Linked DNA regions of Homo sapiens: region 2 is linked to region 1. The links are chromatin loops, found by intact Hi-C in ENCODE. Cell type or tissue: Panc1. All regions are shown on one strand. Links, peaks and the distances in the headings refer to the core of each region. The heading gives the core; the rest is flanking DNA.

Region 1 (4,263 bases), core at 257-4,256:
CAGAGTTCGTGGTCTTCAGCATCGACGGTTCCTTTGCCGCTAGCGTGTCCATCATGGGCAGCGACCCCAAGGTGCGGGCCGGGGCCGTGGACGTGGTGCGGTGAGTGGCCCAGAGGGGCACAAAGGGGCTGTAGCAAGGTGGGTGGGCTCAGGGGCTCCCACCAGCCAGGTGGAGGAGGACAGCGGAGCCTCTGTGGGGGACGCCTGGCTCGGGCACTGGGCCTTAAGGACCTCAGTTCAGAGCCCAGCACCCCCAATTATTAGCCGTGTCACCTTGGGCAAGCGATGTCACTTCTCAATGTCGGCTTTCAATTCCCGCATCTGGAAGGTGAGGCTGGTAAGCCAGGGACACAGCAGCAGGGGCATCTGCCGCCCAGTGCGGGCACCCAAGGGCCTGCTGCAGCACGTCATTGTCAACCATTGTCGTCGTTACTGTCTGAGCTCAATCAGAGATGTGCTTTCCAATGGCCCAAGTGGGCCCTGGCTGGGCAGGAGACAGGGAGGCCCAGGAGGGAGGAAGGGGTGACCATGAGACGACACCTCACCCCCAGGCACTGGCAGGACCTGGGCTACCTCATCATCTACGTGACGGGCCGGCCCGACATGCAGAAGCAGCGGGTGGTGGCGTGGCTGGCCCAGCACAACTTCCCCCATGGCGTGGTGTCCTTCTGTGACGGCCTGGTGCATGACCCGCTGCGGCACAAGGCCAACTTCCTGAAGCTGCTCATCTCCGAGGTGGGGCCCGGGAGGATGGGGCAGGGCAGGGGTGGGGGCAGAGGGACCATGGTGCCTGTGCCCATGCCAGTCTCCCCACAGCTGCACCTGCGCGTGCACGCGGCCTATGGCTCCACCAAGGACGTGGCGGTGTACAGCGCCATTAGCCTGTCCCCCATGCAGATCTACATCGTGGGCCGGCCCACCAAGAAGCTGCAGCAGCAGTGCCAGGTGAGTGGGCGCATTGTGGGGGCGGGTGCAGGCGGGCAGCTCGGGGAGCCCCAGCCTGTGACAGCCGTCCTCACTGACCCCGCAGTTCATCACGGATGGCTACGCGGCCCACCTGGCGCAGCTGAAGTACAGCCACCGGGCGCGGCCCGCTCGCAACACGGCCACCCGCATGGCGCTGCGCAAGGGCAGCTTCGGCCTGCCCGGCCAGGGCGACTTTCTGCGCTCCCGGAACCACCTGCTTCGCACCATCTCGGCCCAGCCCAGCGGGCCCAGCCACCGGCACGAGCGGACACAGAGCCAGGCGGATGGCGAGCAGCGGGGCCAGCGCAGCATGAGTGTGGCGGCCGGCTGCTGGGGCCGCGCCATGACTGGCCGCCTGGAGCCGGGGGCAGCCGCGGGCCCCAAGTAGGGCACCGTGAGTGCAGCGCGGGGTCTCCATGGTGCTAGGCCAGGGTGGCCAGCCCCGCCAGGAGGCCTGGCCTGGGCACACGCACTGACGTGGGCCTGGGAGATTGTCCCAGGGCCTTGTGGAGGACACGGGCCGCACCACACAGTGCTCCCTGCCCTGCCTCACGTCCTCGGGCCTGACGGGTCCGGCTTGTCATGGAAGCTGGCAGGGACCACCAGCCCCAGGATGGCAGAGGGACCAGAACCTCCCACTCAGACTGGCCCGGGAGGTTCTCCCAGACATTTTGCCCTGTGTGGATCTCCAAGTGTCCTGGTGCCAGGTGTGGGCCCAGGCGCAGCCTGCCACCTCCCCATCCACTGGCCACCCTCACTCCCAGGTCCCCTCCCATTTGGTAGCAGCTCCAACAGGGGTCCAGCCTGCATCTTGTTAACTCGAGTTTCTCAACTGTTCAACCTCACTGGTTTTGCACTGATTTTTGAGAGCGGAGACCCATTACCACCTCCTATGGCTACAGCCCCGTTGACATGCATGAAACTCAGTACCTGCTGACCCAGGACCTACAACCACACTGAAGGCTCCAGTGCGGCAGAGCCTCGTGCAAGCAGGAGAGAAAGGCTGTATCTTAATTTCTGCACCCCGGACCCTGCCCACCTGTCTGCCTGCCCCGCCTGGAGCCCAGGCCAGTGTTGTTTCCAGCCTCAGGCCACGGGCTGGACGGGCCTGGCCGCCTCTTCCGCTCCCTGCCATCAGTCAAGGCCGCCCGCCCACGTTTCTACGCCTTTCTACTTCTCAATCTGATTTCTATGAGGTTTTTTTAAACGAGCAATCCTTGGCTGCTTCCTTTTCTTAACTCTTTCAGTACTGAGAGCAGCCCCTCCACACTGAAAACACCCAGCACTGTGACGGAGTCCAGCCTGGTTCTGGGTCCCGTGGGCCCTGCTCCTGCCCACTTAGCGAGGCATGGGCTCCTTGCCTCACCTGGCCCCGGCAATCCCACTGAATTTCTACTCTGGGGTGGGTGGGGCACACACTTCGGTTTTTTTAATGCCAATTCCGTTTTCATGCCGAATCTAAGAAGCCACAACTTGCTTTGTCAGCTTCAGGGCAGGCAGCCATGACTTCATTTCTCGCCTGAACAAGGACCATGCTGTCCTGCACGCTGGGTCTGACCGTCTGCCCTCTCTCCCCAGCACCAAGCGTGACCTTGGCTGTGGCGCTCAACGGCCAGCTCCGGCGGCCCCTCTGCTGCTCCTCGGCTTTCCCGGAAGTGGGAGAGCCTGCCTGGCCTCGGCCTTTGTCCAGCGACCAGGCTCTGTCCCCGAGAAGCTACGGCCGACCTGGGTCTGGTGTTGGGACGCATGGACCGGGCTGGGGAGGTGCACAGAGTGATGTTAACTTTTTCCCGTGTGTAGATATGTACAGCCAAAGGGTCGTGTAAATGTTCTGCAAAAGTGGGTCTATACAGAGTGAAAGCTATTTATTTTGTGCAGAGAAAAAAGTCTGGAGGGATGGAACCTTCAGGGTTTATTCATATTTAAGATGTAGCTTTTTGTTGTTTCAGGCATTATGTATAAAGCAACGATTATTTTATGGACCAAGTTTTCATGTAACTGTTGCAGTGAAAGTGCAATATCTGACCCCCCTGCTCCCAGCAGGAAGTTGCTTGGCCCGACAATCACAGCCCCTGTCAGGGGCCCTGTGGCCAGTGCCTCCTCCTCTCTTGGCCCCACCTTATCCTGTCTTGCCTGCTGCCTGGGAGACCAGCCATCCAGAGAAGCACCTGGAAGAGTCTCGGGCCCTCCTGCAATAAAGGCCGGGAGGCCCTGTGGGCAGTGGGCTCAGCCTCTCCCCAGGGGGGCAGCTCCCCCACGGCTCCTCACTCCCCGCCTGCCTGCCCAGCCGCCAGCCATGCCAAGGACAACAGCAATAGTCCCCTGGGGCTCTCCCAGCGGCCCTCAGCCATAGATGGCAAGGTGGGCAGCCTGCCCCCCCATGGGAAGTCTCTTCTGTATCCAGGTCTGCTTTCCACCTCCCTTCAGATTCCTTTTGGCACATTCTCCTCTTGAGGAAGTACCAGTCTTTCTGAAACTAAGAGAGGGAGGGCAGCGTCCTTTAAAAATACCAAAAATGTTTACAGAGTTGGGTGCTGAGCTGCAGGGCTCAGGCCTGACCAGTCATAACCAAAGGGTGAGGCAGGCCTTGCTGACTGCCACCCCCCAGGCCTGTTAGAATAGAAGCCTTAGTCCCACTCCCACCACACCCCCACGCCCCACCACCTGCCTTCTCTTTGATTTCTAAAGAGGGATTCAGCAGAGACCCCCCACCCCTCCCTGGCTCGGTCTGAGTCCCACTGCCCACCCCATCACAGCCTTCACGTCTCAGCCCCTCCCGTCTGGTCTGTCCGTGTGCCGTCTGTTTCTCTGGGCCATGTGTGAGCAGTGTCCCCATCTCCCCATCCGTCCCTGCTGTCCCCGCATCATTGGGCCTGAGTGTGCTCTGTATACAACGTCATGTCTGTTACACCAATTAAAGAAGCGGGAAGGCTTCCTTCTGGATCTCTTTACTGCAGTGGCGACCGTGGGGCATGGTGGGATGGGGGCATGGAACAGTAATGCTAGTGACACTCACAGTGACGCCAACACGTGAGTGCGGGGCTGACTCTAGGCCTAGCCTGCTTCTAGCTCCTTCCTGGGATGGAACTCAGTTTGCCCTCACAGACCTCAGTGAAACGGGTGCTGTGAGCCTCCCTGCCTCAGAGTGGAAGACACAGCTGGGCAGTGAGAGCCAGACCTGCCACACAGGCCACCCAGCCCCAGCACCTGGCTCTGCACTGCTGCGATCTGTGGAATGAACATGGCAGGGGAAGCCGACTCTCTCCATGCCTGAGTGCATGGCATTTCAGAGCCAGC
Region 2 (4,497 bases), core at 246-4,245, 160 kb before region 1:
CAACATGGTGAAACCCCATCTCTACTAAAAATACAAAAATTAGCTGGGTTTGGTGGTGTCCATCTGTAATCCCAGCTACTCAGGAGGCTAAGGCAGGAGAATTGCTTGAACCCAGGAGGTGGAGGTTGCAGTGAGCCGAGATCGTGCCCCTGCACTCTGGCCTGGCGACAGAGTGAGACTCTGTCTCAAAACAACAACAAAAAAGACACCCTATTTAATATGTATCATTGATTCATTAACATTAAACTCCTGGCCATCAACACTGTGACTCATGTCTGAATGAAGCTTCTCTAACACAAGAGATTTTCTCTGCACATCATAATCATCTTGCACCCAAGAACTAGACTGCACCTCAGCACTGTGATTGGGGGCCATTCCAAACAGCAAAATCACCAACACAAAGCACACAAGTGCCAAAAATGTGGCACTGCACAGACCACAAAAAGGACACGTGTTTCCATTAGGAGAGCTGAGATGGGAAGATAGAGGATGTCCCCTCGTTCAACCTCAGCAGGGAATGTGCCATCAGGCAACTCAAATTTTTTGCCAATTTGCACAAATTTGAAAATGAATTTGAAAGCACCATGAGCATTGATTTTGGGGTTACAGATAAATTTTAGTGACTAGGGTAATTCACAAATATGGAATCCATGGATAGTGAGGATCTGCCACCTTTGGCATCATGTCAGCCCCCACGGTGTATCCAGCCTAGCTCAGGGCACCTCACAATGCTGATGGTACTTAATGGATGAAGACTGGAGCTGCGGGATGAGGCTGTGGGCAGATTCTTGTGTTTGCTTGTCTTAGGTGCTACAGAAAGACAAGCTGTCCTCCCTCAGCCCTGCTGTAGCTTCTTCTAGAAGGGCTGCTGCCAGCAGAATGGTGCCCATCTCTCTCTGCTCAAGTCTACAGGTAGGAGGGACCCTGTACTTTCATGCAGTGGGTTCTGGCGGCAGCCCTGCAATAGACTTGGCCTTTCTTAGGAGCTGAGACCAATCCTTCTCCCAAAGGAATAATCCTCTTACGGAGGTGTTTCAGGCCAAGATGGGGGGTTCCTGGGGCCCCCATGCCTCAAATTGTGGCCTTCTTATGCCTGGGCTCTCTCAGAGGAAGCTTTCCCAAGTCTTTTGCCTGTTGTGTGCCCTCTTAAGAGTTCGTACGTACGTCATACGGATTATTACTGTTTCTCCTCTGCAGAGCTGTTTATTTCCCCTTTTGAGAGGTGGCTCCTGGGGAGGGCCTGAATTTTCTCTTTTGGCAGCTGGGGGGCTTCCCTTCCAAGTCTGACTCACAGGCTGTGCTGTGGAGCAGGGCTGTGCACTTTGCTTCTGTTGTCCTCCTGGGATTAGAATCAGGCCCTTGGGCTTCCCAGCCCCCTAGGGAGGGCTCACTGGGCACCAGTGTCCTGCATGAGGTGGTGAGCCAGTGGGAGAGCTTGTTATGGGTGCTGCTGGCTCCACCCTCTGCTGTCTCTCTAGACAGCCCCTTGGAGGGAGGGATCGAGGGAGGGGGGAGGGGGATAGGGATGGGTGTGTCAGGGTAGAAATAGGTGGCTATTCCCAGCTTTCATCAGTGGCGTGAGGTTGTCTGAGAGGCAGGGCTTCCCCACAGGTGTGGATGCGTGCTTAACACTGGCTTGGCGACGGTGCTCTGGAGAACAGGAGGACATTCTTCCTCTCACACTGAAGGGCCCATTTAAGTGCTTTCCTTGGTACTTTATAACAGTTGACTTTTCACTTGCTTTTTTTTTTTTTTCATAAGAGGGAGAAAAACTCAACATTTTTTGCAATTAGAATTTTTCCCATGTGGGTAATCACACTGGAAAAAAGCATTTAAATCCTTTGAAAACCACACATAAGTGAGGCTCACGGAGCAGGGGGAACATTCAATCAGCAGGGGTGGCCAGACGTGGAGGCACTTCAGCGGGTTATCGTGTAAGGAAACAATTATTTTACATTTATTTTGGGTTTGCTTGTTGCAGCATATTTCAATTAGTTCATCAGTGTTGTGCATCTGACAGGCCAAACGTTTATTGTGGTTGAACCATCTGGGAGGTGGGAGGCCTGCAGCCTTCCCCATGGCAGTCAGGAACTACTAGTTTAAAGGAAATTTGTTTGATGTGTTTAAGAACCCAACACTAAAACACCATTAATAACAAAATCCTCAAGAATTCTGAAAGCACTCTCACCTATTTCGCCATCAGTTGGGCATGCATCACTCGAGACTTCATTCTTCCCCTAAGCGGGACATTTTCCAATACGCTGAAGCAAAGTTTTGAAGTGGCTTACTTAATTGGTCCAGAGCACGATTTGTATTAACCCAGCAAGGAAAATAGCTCACTAATTTATATTTGAGTGTGAAATAGCTTATGCATTTGCTGCTGGGAGTAGCAAGGGATGCATTTAGCGGATTCTTGCCATTAGTATGCAGCTGAGCTCCTGTCCTGTACTGTGATAGAGAGTATTAGTTTGACTTCAGTTCCCAGCCTTGGGTGACTCACCAGAGCATTGTGAGTTCACGGTAGTGACTGCTGACCGGTGCAATTTGTCGTGCACTCTTTGAATACCAAGATTTTATAGTACCTGATTTCACCCATTTTTCATTTTACTTCAATTATTCCTCCCCACCACACCCCCACTAAAAGTTCTCTTTCCTGAGGAATGTTCTGTCTGACTTTCCAGCAGGGGGGATAAAGGAATTTAGAATCAAACAAATAGGAGAGCCAGAAGGAGCACTGGAAAAAACCGAGTCCAAGGGTTTGACCTTTCCACAAAGGGGAATGACTTTCCATTTCCCTGAAACCCTGAGATCACAGGGCTGGGTGTGGGGTGTTGGCAGTGGAGCGGGATTAAGACTCAAGGACACAGCTAGTGAGCTGGAGGCCGGCTCATAAAATCTGGGACGTGCAGCTCACTCAGGTTTGTCTTGGTGGCCTGGGAGCTGCAGGACTGGTGCTTGCAGGGTTCAGGCCAGTGGCTCCTATACCATACCCAGCCTCGTCGACTCTGTGTTATGGGCTTTTCTGGTGCTTAAGATTCCTGCTCCAGGAGACGGCTGCTCTTCCCTCTCCAGGAGACGGCTGCTCTTCTTTCTCCAGGGAAGCCTCCAAACCAGAGGCATCCCTGGCGTATCCCAGCTGCTTCTCAGGCTGGGGGGATCTTAGCTATTTGTGTTTGAGTTGCTGGTGCCAGGCCCAGTGGCATGGTAGTGATCCAGCGTCTGTGGATTGTTCTTGCAGAGGCAGTGGCTGGAGGTGCAGAGGGGAGGGGCCTTTCCCGCTTACCCACCTTTTGTCTAAGACACCGCAGTGCATGGCATACTTCTGCCCATTGTGCTTCACAGGACTCTCACAAATGTTGCTGTGCCCATTTTACAGGTGAGGAAACTGAGGCTCAGAGAAGTCATGGTATGGCCCTCAGTGCTTTCATTTTTTGTGTCTCACAGATGGGGACCCTAAGACTCAGAGATGTCATGACTTAGGCCTCACCACACAGGGAGTTAACTGCTGGCTGGACTCTAGACCTGATCCCTCATGTTCATGCTTGTGTTTGGTCATGTTCTGTTACACAGCCTGTGCTGTTGTTTTAAAAAATCCATCAGTATTTCCTGATCTAGTTGAGTCTAAGCAGTACAAAGTACCTTTCAATTTGGGTTTGTATGGGGTTTTTTTTTTTCCCTTTTCTTTTTTCCAAGAGGAAAACAGAATTCCTCTTCTGTTTGTTCTGTAGCTTTTCCTTTTCAAAGAGGCCAAAGGGATGCATGGACTTAGAGCAGATTCACCAAGACAGGATTACATGCTCTGGGATCACATCTGTCTATGTGACTTTGAGGCCAAATTTGGACCTACTTGTGAAGTTGTCCAGCCATGCACCTGTAGGCTGGAGGTTAGAGAGCAGGAGTGGGGTCTAGCTAGGCCTCTGGGGTGTGGTCCTGGGGGGTTTAGGAGTCTTACTTGAGAGTCAGTGCCTTTTTCTCCCTTTAAGGGAGAACAACGTTCAGACTGGCTGGGTGACAGCTGGTCAAGCAGATCCCTGTTTATGGCCTCCTTTCTGTTAGGGGGTGGGGCAGGGGATTTTTTTAAAAAGAGCACAGTTCCTAGCGGCTTGTCCTGGAGGAGGGGCCTCGCTCACCTCCAGCCAGAGCCAGCTTAGTCTCCATCTTTCCCTGAGCCTGCTCATTTTTGCTCTTTTCCTTGTTCTCTGACTCATTAAAGAAGGAGCAGGGGCCCAGAGCTGACCTCATGAATAGGGCAACAGGAAGCCAGGTTGGGGAGGAGGAGGCTGGAACTGGTGGCTGTGTCCTCTGGGGGTGCCCACTTTCCTTGCTGTCTCTGGGCTGTTCTGGGCTGAAGGAGCAGAAGGGCCTGTGGCCACTGGGCTAAGAGGATTAAGAGGTGATGCAGGTGGTCCCAGTGTGGGAACCTCTGACTCAGGTCCCCTTAGCAGGAGTTATAGGGCCTGCGTTCCCCGGGGGCCTAAGGGGGCATGTTCAGAGCAG

The links. Hi-C counts contacts between places; a loop is a spot of excess contacts. Peaks named below come from ENCODE experiments on the same cell type or tissue, not always from the same donor. Only the 100,000 strongest peaks of a DNase experiment are listed, where the experiment ranks them.
Region 2: it touches region 1 in a loop (2.9-fold over the local background); 62 of 110 quality-filtered maps call a loop at or near these places.

The regions. Positions count from the first base shown.
Region 1 is chr12:122,983,118-122,987,380 of GRCh38, reverse strand. It overlaps PITPNM2 (phosphatidylinositol transfer protein membrane associated 2), which reads left to right. Exons shown (of 26, transcript NM_020845.3): 23 at 1-100; 24 at 552-735; 25 at 817-945; 26 at 1,031-3,901. The coding sequence ends at 1,354. Among named protein-coding and RNA genes, the nearest start is that of ARL6IP4, 4.6 kb to the right of the region's middle. In Panc1, for the core only: no CTCF peak of the experiment used is centred there; no DNase peak of the experiment used is centred there; H3K27ac peaks cover 653 bases.
Region 2 is chr12:123,140,141-123,144,637 of GRCh38, reverse strand. All of the region lies in intron 1 of PITPNM2 (phosphatidylinositol transfer protein membrane associated 2), which reads left to right. Among named protein-coding and RNA genes, the nearest start is that of PITPNM2, 8.7 kb to the left of the region's middle. In Panc1, for the core only: no CTCF peak of the experiment used is centred there; a DNase peak (open chromatin) is centred at 2,467; H3K4me3 peaks cover 1,024 bases; H3K27ac peaks cover 3,883 bases.